Regions from separate parts of the Homo sapiens genome. Here regions 2 and 3 are each linked to region 1. Evidence: read pairs that join two places in POLR2A ChIA-PET (ENCODE). Cell type or tissue: Panc1. All regions are shown on one strand. Links, peaks and the distances in the headings refer to the core of each region. The heading gives the core; the rest is flanking DNA. Region 1 overlaps EFCAB5 (EF-hand calcium binding domain 5). Region 2 overlaps EFCAB5 (EF-hand calcium binding domain 5). Region 3 overlaps NSRP1 (nuclear speckle splicing regulatory protein 1).

Region 1 (4,635 bases), core at 199-4,198:
AACTTGGTGGTCTCCAAAGTTAAGTGGAAGCACCCCAGAAGATTTTTTAAAAAACTGTCTCTGGGGCGCAAGAAAAATATCAAAGATGATTCTGTTGAGACATTGAAAGACAGAAAGAAAGAAAGAAAAATACCAAAGGACTAAGGACTTTTCTTTTTTTCTTTGTTTCTTTTTTTGGAGACAAGGTCTCACTCTGTCACCCAGGCCGAAGTACAGTGGCACAATCTTGGCTTACTGCAACCTCTCCCTCTCAGGCTCAGGTGATTCTCCCTCCTCCCACCTGAGCCTCCCTAGTAGCTGACACTAGAGGCCCACACCACCATGCCCAGCTAATTTTTGTATTTTTTGTAGAGACAGACCATGTTGCCCAGGCTGGTTTTGAACTCCAGGACTCAAGCAATCCACCTGCCTTGTCCTCCCAAGTGTTGAGATTACATGCGTGAGCCACTGCATCCGGCCAAAGGACTTTTCTTTATAATGGTTTTAACTCATTGTTAATTTCTATTTTTTGTTTAAAATGTTTTAAAATAAATAATTTATAAATATATATATTATAAATATATATATATATGGGCACATGCTCAATGTTTGTTACTGATAGAGGTACATGAGCAAAAGAGTTTGGAGGCCACTACATTAAACTATGAATTTTGTAAATATAATTTGCATTGATTTCAATTTACACATGACTTGATTTATAGCTACATCATTTAAAAAGCCACTACATGTGATATTGTATAGAAATTATGTGATATTGTACAGAAATTATGCTTGTGACACTGTACAGAAATATGCTTGCCATGGGAATGAAACTGATATACGTGCAAGAACTCAGCATTCATCCTAGAACAAACTTCCCCCTCAAACTTCGATTACTAGAGAAAAATGTGTTTTTAACTCCCCGTGTAACATTGATATTTTTCCTGATAAATCTGGGAGGCAGTACACTACAGTGCCTTTGGGACCATATTAAATTAACAATGACATATTAAATTCCTGATTGCCATGGCAAATGTAAATTCTCCTGCCTACAAAAAGATTGATTGAAATTTGCATATATGACCGGGCGCAGTGGCTCACACCTGTAATCCCAGCACTTTGGGAGGCCAAGGCACGTGGATCACCTGAGGTCAGGAGTTCAAGACCAGCCTGGCCAACGTGGTGAAACCCCATCTCTACTAATAATACAGAAGAATTAGCCAGGCGTGCATGCCTGTAGTCCCAACTACTCAGGAGGCTGAGGCAGGAGAATGGCTTGAACCCATGAGGTGGAGGTTGCAGTGAGCCAAGATCACGCCATTGCACTCCAGGCTGGACAACAAGAGCAAAACTCCATCTAAAAAAGAAAAGAAAAGAAATTTGCATACACATACCCTTCTATTGCTGCAAGGACCTTCAGTTTATTGTGTGTGGCTGTCATGTTAAGGAGTGACTTGGGGTATGTGAAGCAATAGAAATGAGAACTAAAACTAAGAGAACTAATGAAGGAGAGGAACATCAACAAATGTGGCTGATCTTGGATTGTTAGTTGAAAGGAGCAGTTACATTTTAGCTTTTGTACTTGAAGCTTAAGTACTTCTTTCTTTTTGCTTTGCCCATCTATACTAATTATCCATCATCCCCAAAAGATTTAACTTTATTAATCCAGTGTTAAAAGCAGGGATCCATAAATGGAGTTTTAATTCAGAAATATCCTACTATAGCCCAGTGTTTCCAGCATAATGAATTCACTATGTAATTAAAAGTTTGATTAAACTAGAACCTACAAAAATATCATGTTTCTGAACTAATGTCCATAGATAGACTCAAAGGTCACCCAGTACTCTCTATAGCTTAGATATATTCAAATAATTTACTATACACTTTTCCAAAGCAAAGCAAAAAAAAAAAGCGTTATTTCTATGGTTATAAAAGAAGCGTTTATCTGCTTGAAAAAATTGCAAAGTCTGTGTGAGTGGGGTCTGTCGTGGGTCAAGCTGCAAAGATCCGGCCTGCATCTACCACAAGAGGGCAGTAGCACTCAACCGTTAATAGGGAACCCAGCAGAGCGCTGGAGGCTCATTAGAGGAATCGTTAGAGCCGGTCGTTAACGCATCAACCTCTGGAAAGGACAGGGAAACAGGAACCACCGTCCAGACACTTTCGGAGCTTCTGTCTCGGTAACAATAACACAGGAAATAAGCAACAGGGTCTTGTGAAAGACAGCGACCTCGCTCACCATCCCCGTGTCGTTGAATCACCATGGAGATGGCGACTAGCTTAATAATGGCTTGCAGATGGGCGTCTGCTCACGTGGATGTTCAGATAAGAACACTGTGGCAGGGGTCAAAGGAACAGAGCTCTTCATGGGCATTAGGGAAGGGCGGAAGAAAAGCTGAGGGGAGCAGCAGAGCTGTTTTGTCTCCGAAAATAAGGACTTTTAGGAGTGTCCTAGGGTGAATTTTATTTAGCTTCATAGCATTGAAACATTATCTTTGGAAACCTGTATCATTTACCTTGCAGGGTTTCCAGGAAACTAATTAACAGAAAGAGAGATGAATTGGCCGAGCGCGGTTGCTCACGCCTGTAATCCCAGCACCTTGGGAGGCCGGATCATCTGAGGTCACGAGTTCGAGACCAGCCTGGCCAACATGATGAAACCCCGTCTCTACCAAAAATATAAAAATTAGCCAGGCCTGGTGATGGGCGTCTGTAATCCCAGCTACTTGGGAGGCTGAGGCAGGAAAATCGCTTGAACCCAGGAGACGGAGGTTGCAGTGAGCCCACAAGGTGCCACTGCACTCCAGCCTGGGCGACAGAGTGAGACTCCATCTCAAAAAACGAAACAAACAAACAAAACAAAACAAAAAACAGAAAGAGAGATGAATTATAACAAATGCACCTTCAATATTTTAAGTATGTATGTCGATTGGTCTAGTATTGCTCATAAAATGAGATGAATCAGGTATTTTGAATGTGATCTCATGACCAGCATCTGTTTTGTTTTTATTCATAATTCTCTCTAATGTTACTGAGCTATAATCTGGAAAGAATTTTAGTATTTGAGAAACCTAATTCATTATTCCTTAATTTAATGTTTCAATTTAACATTTATTGAACACTTATAATTGAATGAGAAAAGACAATGCCAGGGTGGTGTGTGTGTGTGCGTGTGTGTTAAAACAGAGAATTTTAGAAAATTAATTGGATCCACGCTTTAAAGTCAGCTTCAAATAAAAATTGAGACTTGTGAATGTTTTCCACATTTTACGTGCCATTCCTATCCCATATTATACCTTTTGTTGTATAGTTCCTTCCAAACCATAGGACAGCTAAACCTAATTCAGAGAATCTTGTTCCTTTGTGTTGATAAAAGACAAGAAAATAAAATATGTTCTGCTTAGCAATTCTAATAGATCATTGTCATTACTGTTAATAAGCTATTGGATAGAAGACTTGATATTTAAAAGCTTTTACTCAATTAAAAAAAAAGCCAGGTGCAGTGGCTCATGGCTGTAATCCCAGCACTTTAGGAGGCCGAGGTGGGAGGATTGCTTGAGGCCAGAAGTTCAAGACTAGCCTGGGCAACATAAGACCCTGTCTCTATTATTAAAGATAATGAATAAATTATTTATTTATAATTATAAATAAATAAATAATAAAGCTTGAACTCAATTATAACCAAATGGTTTACTCAAATCAGCAAACATGTATTGGGTTAGGCACTGAGTTAGTTACTAGGAATAACAGAAATGAATAAAATAGACTTGTGGATGAGAGGCATCTGAAAGAAAGGGGGTAATTATTATTATTATTATTTTTTGAAATGGAGTCTCACTCTGCCACCCAGGCTGGAGTGCAGTGGCACAATCTCAGTTCACTGCAACCTCCACCTCCCAGGTCCAAGCGATTCTCCTGCCTCAGCTTCCCAAGTAGCTGGGATCACAGGTGCCCACCACCACGCCTGGCTAATTTTTGTATTTTTAGTAGAGATGGGGTTTCACCATGTTGGCCAGGCTGATCTCAAACTCCTGACCTCAAGTGATCCACTTGCCTCTGCCTCCCAATGTGCTGGGATTACAGGTGTGAGTCACTGTGCCCAGCCGGTAGTTAATATTTTTGAGCAACTACTCTGTGACAGATCTTCACATATATTTTCTCAGCCTCTGGTCCCAGCTACTTGGGAGGCTGAAGTGGGAGGATCACCTGAGCATGGGAGATTGAGGCTGCAGTGAGCCATGATCGTGCCACTGCACTCCAGCCTGGGCAACAGGGCAAGACCCTGTCTCAAAAGAAAAAAACAATTCTTACAATTTTGTTTTATGGAAGAAGAAACTGAGGCTCAGAGCAGTTAAGTGACAAAACTCATTGGTGTAGAGCCAAGATCTGTTCAACTCTATATAGTCTTTCCATTGGACAGAACCCTCATCTGTTCAACTCTATATAGTCTTTCCATTGGACCATTCTGTTTGAATATTAGTCATTGACTCCTGGGAAAAAGCAACTTTTATGAATGACAGTTTAACAGTTTTCAATTTAAAAAACTTAAAACATATAATGGTGTGCAGTTACTATATAGCTTTAAATAATTTTTAATTAGGAAATATTTCAAACATGCAAGTATAGAGAATAATACCTGCATAGTCATTATGAAGC
Region 2 (4,635 bases), core at 201-4,200, 54 kb before region 1:
CCCTGTCTGCCAGAATGTTAAAAAAAAAAATACATAATCATATAACAAAAACAAAAAACTCCACAGAGATAGATATGAAAATATATAAACGATTCAGGGGAAGTAATCCTATCATATTCTTATCTAATTTTCCTGTTTTGTCTATGTAGAAGGTGGAGGATACTTCTTTTTTTTTTTTTTCTTTTGTGAGACAGAGTCTCACCCTGTCACCCAGGCTGGAGTACAGTGTCATGATCTCAGCTCACTGCAACATCCACCTCCTGGGTTCGAGCGATTCTCCTACCTCAGCCTCCCAAGTAGTTAGGACACGTGCCACCATGCCTGGCTAATTTTTATATTTTTAGTAGAGATGGGGTTTCACTGTGTTGGCCAGGCTGCTCTTAAACTCCTGACCTCAGGTGATCCGCCTACCCCAGCATCCCAAAGTGCTGGGATTACAGGCATGAGCTGCTGCGCCCAGCCTACATCTTGAAGAATGTAGATTACTGTGGCTCTATTTACATGGCTATTCCAGGTGTGGAATCTTTATTGAATCAAATTGACGTAGCTCTCTCATTCACAACAACTATTGGTCTGGCAAATGCTGTTTTCTCTAGAGAAGTTTACAAGGACCAAAAGAAATTTGATTTCACCTGTCAAGAATAGCAATACTTTTCACTGCATTCTCTTAGGGCTAAGGCAGTTCTTCTTTTCTCTATCGTAATCTAGTATACATAGACCTTGATTGTATTGACATCACAGAACAGGTCCATGATATCCATCATGATGATTGGACTTGATGAGCTGAAAGCAGCATTAGATACCTTGGTAAAGTAGCATTAGATACCTTGGTAAGACAGCTAATGTGTGTCAGAGGATGGGAGATAAGCCCCATAAAAATACAGGGTTTATGACCTTGTTAAAATTTTTGCTTTGGGAGGCTGAGGTGGGCGGATCACGAGGTCAAGAGACTGAGACTACCCTGGCCAACATGGTGAAACCCTGTCTCTACTAAAAATACAAAAATTAGCCAGGCGTGGTGGCATGCGCCTGTAGTCCCAGCTACTCCGGAGGCTGAGGCAGGAGAATTGCTTGAACCCGGGAGGCGGAGGTTGCAGTGAGCCGAGATCATGCCACTGCACTCCAGCCTGGGCGACAGAGCGAGACTGTGTCTCAAAACAAAAACAAAAACAAAAACAAACAAAAAAAAAACAAAAGAAATAGGCAACTGGTCCCAACTGAAAAATGGGAAAAAGATCTGAAAAATCCATTCACAGAAGAGGAAAAACCCATACATATAATAAGCACATGAAAATATATTAAATCTCACTAGTAATCAGGGAAATGCAAATTAAAATAATGATACCATTTTTATCTATCAGATTACAAAAAATAATAAACTCTAACAATATCAAGTATTGATGTGGATATGAAGAAATAACACTGTCATTCAATGCTGGCAAGAATGTAAATTGGTATGAACATTTTGTGAAGCAATTTGGCTATAACTAATAAAGTTGAAATGCATACATTATGCAATCCAGTAATTCCACTTCTAGTTATTTATCCTAGAGAAACGTTTGCATATGTACACAGGAGACGTGTATAAGGATATCCATTGCAGCATTACGTTGATATCAAAATACTGAAAATAATCAAAACACCATCAATAGAGGAGTTTTTTTTTAATTATGGTGTTTCCATATTACAGAATGCCTTATTGCAGTTAAAAAGTATAAAATATATTTCTTTACAGATATGAATTAGATCTCAATGTTGAGTAAATAAAAGCAATTTGAAGAAAGACATACGTACTGTATCAGGTACTTTTTTTTCTTTTTTTTTTTTAGATGGAATTTTGCTCTTGTTGCCTAGGCTGGAGTGCAATGGCATGATCTCTGTTCACCGCAACCTCCGCCTCCTGGGTTCAAGTGATTCTCCTGCCTCAGCCTCCCGAGTAGCTGGGATTACAGGTGCCCACCAACATGCCCAGCTAATTTTTGTCTTTTTAGTAGAGACAGGGTTTCTCTGCGTTGGTCAGGCTGGTCTCGAACTCCCGACCTTAGGTGATCCACCCACCTCGGCCTCCCAAAGTGCTGGGATTACAGGCGTGAGCCACCGCGCCTGGCCTATATCAGGTTTTTTTGTTTTTGTTTTTGAGACAAGGTCTTGCTCTGTCAGCCAGGCTGGACTGCAGTGACATGATCATAGCTCACTGCAAATCAACATATCCTCTGGCCTCAGCCTCTGGAGTGGCTAGGACTACAGGTGTACACCACCATGCCTGGCTAATTTTTTATTTTTTGAAGCAATGGAGGTCTCACTGTGTTGCTATATCAGGCTTTTTAAAGCACATACACAAAATGTTAACAATCATTATTTCTGGGTGTTGGGAACACATATGTTAATTCTATCATTTTCTATATTTTTCTATAATCAAAAAAATTTTTTAAAAATAACAATGGAAAAAGGACAAGTAGGGAGCGGTAAATTGTTTCAAGTGACATACTCAGGTCAGGTAAGATAAGTACTGAACATTATACATTGGATTTAGCCATCAATAAGTCAGTCACAAATATTTCTTAAACATTTACTAAGTAGAGGTCATTTTGACACGTCACAGAATGGGAAAGTAGAGTATAAGCCTAAAGGCAAGATATAACTTTCTTGATTTTGATGCTGCAGCTTTTATTTACATGATAATGATTGTTGTGGTGATAGTGATGATAAAAGCTTCAATAAGCCACGTTCCAACTGCATAAAAATCTTAAATCTCCTGTAACAACTAATCACAAACTTTCTTCTTTGCTTAGGTAGGGTTTTTGGATCGGCAGAGGACATTGGCCCTGCTGGAATTGTTCTATGACCATAGTTCACAAATGCTTAGGAGTTTACTTCGAAACCCACGACAATGTAAGTGCCGCTCAGAGGGAGTATGTTCAAGCTGGAGTGTCGCAGTGCACTGATATGTACTGATATGATACACTGATATGTTAACACAAGATTATTCTACCACCATGGAATCCCTTCACATAATAGCTCTCTTAGATCATGATAACTGTATCTAGTTGTTTATTCCCTCCACGAAATTCACTCTTCATCACAACTAGATGTATTTTTCACCACAGTGCAATACTCAAAAATTTTATATCAGAACTCAGCTAGAACTCAATTCTAAATTCATTCAAATGAAGAAATGCTTTAGTGACAGTCTGAATGTTTTGGAAATTAAGTTAGTAATGGTAATTCCATTTTATTAACAAAAAAATTTTTTTGAGTCTTACTCTTCTCACCCAGGCTGGAGTGCAGTGGCATGATCATGACTCACTGCAGCCTCAACCTCCCAGGTGGGAGATGATTCTCCCACCTCAGCCACCTGAGTAGCTGGGACTACAGGTGTGCACCACCATGCCCAGCTAATTTTTTGTATTTTTAATAGAGAGAAGGTTTCACCCTGTTGCCAAGGATAGTCTCAAATGCCTGGGTGCTGGGATTGTAGGTGTAAGCCACCGTACCCAGCCTGGTAATTCCATTTTTAATGCCCAACTTAAAATTATAAGATGTATAAGAACAGTATTTCCTTTTCCCAAGCATTTACTTATACAGTAAAATATCCTTTTTATGTTATTTCCAAAACAAGTACAATTATGGGGTTTATTTTTATTTTTTTTTATTTTATGTTATTTTACGTTTTCAGAGATGGGGTCTTGCTATGTTGCCCAGACTGGCTTCAAACTCCTGGGCTCCAGCAATCCTCCTGCCTCAGCCTCCAGAGTAGCCAGGACTACAGGGATGTGCCACTGTGGTCAGTTTATTTTCATTTTTTTTAAAGAGAAGGTATTGTACTGGCTGAGTTTCCCAAAGAATGTCTTTTTTTTGAGACAGAGTCTCGCTCTGTTGCCGAGGCTGGAGTACAATGGCGCGATCTCAGCTCACTGCAACTTCTGCCTCCCAGGTTCAAGCGATTCCCCCTGCCTCATCCTCCCAAGTGTCTGGGATTACAGGCGCCTGCCACCACACCCAGCTATTTTTTTGTATTTTTAGTAGAGACGGGGTTTTGCCATGTTGGGCAGGCAGGTCTCAAACTCCTGACCTCAGGCATCCACCTGCCTTGGCTTCCCAAAGTGCTGGGATTACAGGCATTGAGCCACCACACCTGGCCAAGAATGTCAATATTTTATTTCTGTGTGAAGATTTATTAATTGGATACTTACAAATCTGTGGGTGATATACTTGGAGTATTTCTGAAAATTGTGAGAATTGCAATTTTATGGCTTACCACTACTGTTTTGGGAGAAATGGGGACAGTCTTGTGGCATGATTTCCACTCTTTATAGTACAGACACCAGGGTTTTATTGTTGTTGTTTAACAGTGGGATTCTGTGAATACTATCCAGTCTTTCCCTAGTATTCTGTTCTAGGTATCCACATAACTGTAGAGGAAAATAATTGAGGAATGAAGAACAAAGAAGAGGGAAAGAGATAGGGGGAAGAAATGAATGTTGGAAAAACATAGCCCCATTGAAAGATTGTCATGGATAAAGACTTGCTTTTTATATTGCAAATATTGAAAATATATTTGACATGAAAGATGTGTCCCTTTTCCCATCCCTATGTGATGCTTATTGTAGGAGACCACAAAGGTAGAGGACAAAT
Region 3 (4,635 bases), core at 375-4,374, 76 kb after region 1:
TTATTTGGGCCAATCATTTCTATCTTAATGAATTCATTATAAAAATTATAATATTAACAATTACTATTTTTTTACTCTTTTCCTAAATCTTTTTTATTTCCTTAGCCCAAGTATATTCACAACTTGCTAAAAGCAGTTGAGATCAGAAAAAAGGAACAGGAAAAAAGAATGGAAAAGAAAATACAGAGAGAACGAGAAATGGAAAAGGGGGAGTTTGATGATAAAGAAGCATTTGTGACATCTGCATATAAGAAAAAACTGCAAGAGAGAGCTGAAGAAGAAGAAAGAGAAAAGAGGGCTGCTGCACTGGAAGGTAAAATGAAAGAGTGGGAAAGGCACAAGGAAACAGTAGCAGAATCTCTCCCCTGTGGTTAGCTGTTTGCTCTGTCACTGAACTTTAGGGTTATGAGTTTGTGATCATAATTTATATATAGGAATTCAAGACACAAGGAATATGGTATTATATAGCAGTATAAAACAGAAAGGAAAGTTTAACTAAAAACACAGTTGAACTCTTCAGTAACTATTATTTCTACTAGACTTTTCTCTTAGTTCTCATTTTGTGGCTTTTGCCTTAGAACATGATCTGAAATGTAAAAACATTTATTACAAAGTATAACGCCATGGCATTTGTCAGAAACAATATAAATATAATTTTAAACCCTAGTTACATTTTTTTGGGATGAGAAAATAATAGAGTAACACCACTCAAGGAGGATCAATGAGGCAATTAGAAAAAGAATAACATTAATTGAAGAAAGAATAAAAATTGGATGAATTAAGAATATCTTAATGCTTTACCTTAGTGCTTTCTACTCATGATTATTTCTCAAGATCTAAGTAGAATATGTATTTATAAAATACTTTTTTTTTTGAGACTGGGTCTCTGTCACCCAGGCTGGAGTGCAGTGGCTCAACCATGGCTCACTGCAGCCCTGACCTCCCAGGCTCCAGTGATCCTCCCACCTCAGCCTCTTGAGTAGCTGGGACTACGGGAACATACCACCACGTCTGGTTACTTTTTGTATTTTTTGTAGAGACGGGGTCTCACTATGTTGCCGGGGCTGGTCTCGAACTCCTGGGCTCAAGCAATCTTCCTGCCTCAGCCTCCCAAAGTGTTGGCATTACAGGTGTGAGCCACCATGACCAGCCCTGTAAATACTTTAATTGACAAATGCTCATCAGCTTTTTGGACAGAGTCTCGCTGTGTCGCCCAGGCTGGAGTGCAGTCGTATGATCTTGGCTCACTGCAACCTCTGCCTCCCAAGTTCAAGTGATTCTTATGCCTCAGGCTCCCAAGTAGCTGGGATTACAGGCATGCACCACCACACCTGGATAATTTTTATATTTTTATAGAGACGGAGTTTTACCATGTTGGCCAGGTTGGTCTCGAACTCCTGAGCTCAGGTGATCCACCCACCTCAGCCTCCCAAAGTTGTAGGATTACAGGCGTGAGCCACTGCGCCCATCCTCTTCAGCTTTTAAGTAGAAGAAAACCAAGTCTATAACATTCTGTCTAAGCATGTACTATGTGTTTAGAGTGCCAGTCGGCAAACTTTCTGTAAAGGACCAGATAGTATTTTAGTATTCATATTTTAAGACTTTAAATTTATAAATTCATATTTTGAATGCCAGATCATATTCATACTTTAGGGCTTTTTGTGTATATGATCTCTGTCGCAGTTACTGAGCTCTGCCTTTGTAGTACAAAAGCAGTTGTGGACAATACATAAATGAACAGGGCTTTGTTTCAATAAAAATTTATTTATGAAAACAGGCAACAGGCCAGATTTGGCCTGCAGTTTGCCAACTCCTGATCCAGCGAGTAGTTTACACACTGTATGTTATATACTGTATGTCTGTAAAATGAAACTGCACTGTGCCTTATTGAATATATTCTAATTTTTGCTTTCCCTCTGTTAGCATGTTTGGATGTAACCAAGCAGAAAGATCTCAGTGGATTTTATAGGCACCTATTAAATCAAGCAGTTGGTGAAGAGGAAGTACCTAAATGCAGCTTTCGTGAAGCCAGGTGAGGAGACGTGTATGAAATATTTTGAAGAAAAATACTGTTAATAATCTGTGGTTGTGGGGTCATTTTAACCCTCTGAAAGATGGAAGATTACAACATTGCATATTGTGTTGTCAGCCAGCCTTACCTAACTGAATGAATGGCTAGAAATTTGCAGTTTCTTGATTTTAAAACCTACAGATTTAGTTTAAGATCATTTTTATTCTGCATTTCACAGAAATTGTTACATTAAAACAGTGATTGAGTTTAATATTATTGTAAAACCAAAGACAGACTTTTAATGTATAAAGTTTCTGAATTTTTAAGTGATTTATGGGTCTTAACAAGGGAGAGCAAAATCTTCAAGGGAAAGCAAAATCAAATTGTAGTTTTTTCTTTTTTCTTTTTTTTTTTTTTTTTTGAGGCAGAGTCTCACTCTGTCGCCTAGGGTGGATGGAGTACAGTGGTTCAATCATAGCTCACTGCAGCCTTTGCCTCATGGGCTCAAATGATCCTCCCAAGTAGCTGGGACTACAGGTGCAAGCCATCATGCCCAGCGAATTTTCTTTTTGTGTTTTTTGTTGTTGTTGTTGTGTGTGTGGTTTTTTTTTTTTGTTTTTTTTTTTTTTAGATGGAATGGAGTCTTGCTCTGTCACCCAGGCTGGAGTGCAATGGCGCGATCTCTGCTTACTGCAACCTCTGCCTCTCAAGTTCAAGGGATTCTCGTGCCTCAGCTTCCTGAGTAGCTGGGACTATAGGTGCATGCACTACGCCCGGCTAATCTTTGTATTTTTAGTAGAGATGGAGTTTCACCATGTTGGCCAGACTAGTCTCGAATTCCTGACCTCAGGTGATCCACCCGCCTCGGCCTCCCAAAGTACTGGGATTATATGCATGAGCCACCACGCCCAGCCTCTTTTTGTATTTTTGTTGTGGAGATGGGGCTTTATGTTGCCCAGGCTGGTCTTGAACTCCTGGGTTTGAGGGATCCCCCCTCTATCTCAGCCTCCCAAAGTGCTGGGATTACAGGTATGAGCCACTGCACCTGGCTGCTTTTTTTTTTTTTTTTTTTTTTTTAAATAAGAATGTGGGTATTCCTCATGATCCTTAAAATGATTGGTGCCTGGTACCTTAAAATGATTTTGCTGTCAGAATTAAGGAGAAAGTTGGAAAGAATTAGGTGTCTACAATATAAGTCTTATATACATGTTCAGATAGTGTATAAAAAGGAAAGTGGTTTGTTTTCATAAATAGAACCCAGCCTTCCTAAAATGTAAGACTTACATATCGGGGCTAGAACTGCACTGTTAGTATGTAGGCACTAGTCACGTGTAGCTACTTAAATTAATTTAAAGTAAATAAAGTAGGTTGGGCGCAGTGACTCACGCCTGTTATCCCAGCACTTTGGGAGGCTGAGGCAGGTGGATCATGAGATCAGGAGATGGAGACCATCCTGGCCAACATGGTGAAACCCTGTCTCTACTAAAAATACAAAAATTAGCTCGGCATTGTGGCACATGCCTGTAATCCCACCTCCTGGGGAGGTTGAGGCAGGAGAATTGCTTAAACTCGGGAGGCGGAGATTGCAGTGAGCTGAGATAGCGCCACTGCACTCCAACCTGGCGACAGAGCCAGACTCCATCTCAAAAAATAAAATGGCTGGGCACGGTGGCTCATGCCTATAATCCCAGCACTTTGGGAGGCCAAGGCGGGCGGATTGCGAGGTCAGGAGATTGAGACCATCCTGGCCAGCACGGTGAAATCCCGTCTCTACTAAAAATACAAAAAATTAGCCAGGCGTGGTGGCGGGCGCCTGTTGTCCCAGCTACTTGGGAGGCTGAGGCAGGAGAATGGCGTGAACACAGGAGGCGGAGGTTGCAGTGAGCTGAGATTGCGCCACTGCACTCCAGCTTGGGTGACAGTGCAAGACTCTGTCTCAAAAAATAATAATAATAAATAAATAATAAAATTAAGTAAATAAAATTTAAAGTTTTGATCACAGCGGCCACATTTCATATACTCAGTTGCCATATTTGGCTGGTGGTTGCCATACTGGGGACAGCTCACATATGAACATTACCATTTCTTGAGGCATTTCTATTAATGCTGGTCTAGAAGGTAAAGGATTAGAGGATTTTTGAATAAAGTTATAAGGTATTATAGGAATGGTGAGATGATTATGCCATAATTATGTAGCTGAAGGTAAAAGAGTCTGTCCTAAGCAAAAAAAAAAAAATTTTTTTTAACAGGAATGTTCTGGGTAGATCTGAGTCTGTGTTGCTAAGGAAGGGAAGAGGTAGGAGAATAGAATTAAGGTGAGGAGAGGAAGTTTATGCCCCACTCCCTCCCTACGCTGCTAGGCTTTGATTATAAAATTGGTGAGAAGTATGAACCTAAGAAAATGTATTTGAAGATTCAGGTTTTGAATGGAAATTATATTACGTTATATCTTTGTATTAGAGTTTCATCTGGAATATTTATTAGGCTGCCATGAAACTCTGTAATGTCGTTGACATAGTTGTACTTCTTAGAGTCTAATAATCGAATTCCTAACTGTTAGTGGGTCCTTTAGCCAAGATAGTTCTGCCAGTAATTCCTGGAGAACCAAAGTTGTTGCACCATTA

Evidence for each region. ChIA-PET counts read pairs that join two places held together with the same protein. Peaks named below come from ENCODE experiments on the same cell type or tissue, not always from the same donor. Only the 100,000 strongest peaks of a DNase experiment are listed, where the experiment ranks them.
Region 2: POLR2A ChIA-PET joins it to region 1 with 20 read pairs; 4 of 35 experiments call an interaction of 5 or more read pairs at or near these places.
Region 3: POLR2A ChIA-PET joins it to region 1 with 11 read pairs; 3 of 35 experiments call an interaction of 5 or more read pairs at or near these places.

The regions. Positions count from the first base shown.
Region 1 is chr17:30,102,673-30,107,307 of GRCh38, forward strand. The region is part of intron 22 of EFCAB5 (EF-hand calcium binding domain 5); the gene reads left to right. Among named protein-coding and RNA genes, the nearest start is that of NSRP1, 12 kb to the right of the region's middle. RefSeq lists silencers at 1,925-2,024, 2,372-2,473. In Panc1, for the core only: CTCF peaks have their summits at 2,008 (motif pointing right) and 2,266; a DNase peak (open chromatin) is centred at 2,099; H3K4me3 peaks cover 603 bases; H3K27ac peaks cover 407 bases.
Region 2 is chr17:30,048,326-30,052,960 of GRCh38, forward strand. EFCAB5 (EF-hand calcium binding domain 5) reads left to right here. Exons shown (of 23, transcript NM_198529.4): 9 at 2,793-2,892. Among named protein-coding and RNA genes, the nearest start is that of NSRP1, 66 kb to the right of the region's middle. In Panc1, for the core only: no CTCF peak of the experiment used is centred there; no DNase peak of the experiment used is centred there; H3K27me3 peaks cover 346 bases.
Region 3 is chr17:30,178,985-30,183,619 of GRCh38, forward strand. It overlaps NSRP1 (nuclear speckle splicing regulatory protein 1), which reads left to right. Exons shown (of 7, transcript NM_032141.4): 5 at 106-313; 6 at 1,924-2,032. Among named protein-coding and RNA genes, the nearest start is that of SLC6A4, 54 kb to the right of the region's middle. In Panc1, for the core only: no CTCF peak of the experiment used is centred there; no DNase peak of the experiment used is centred there.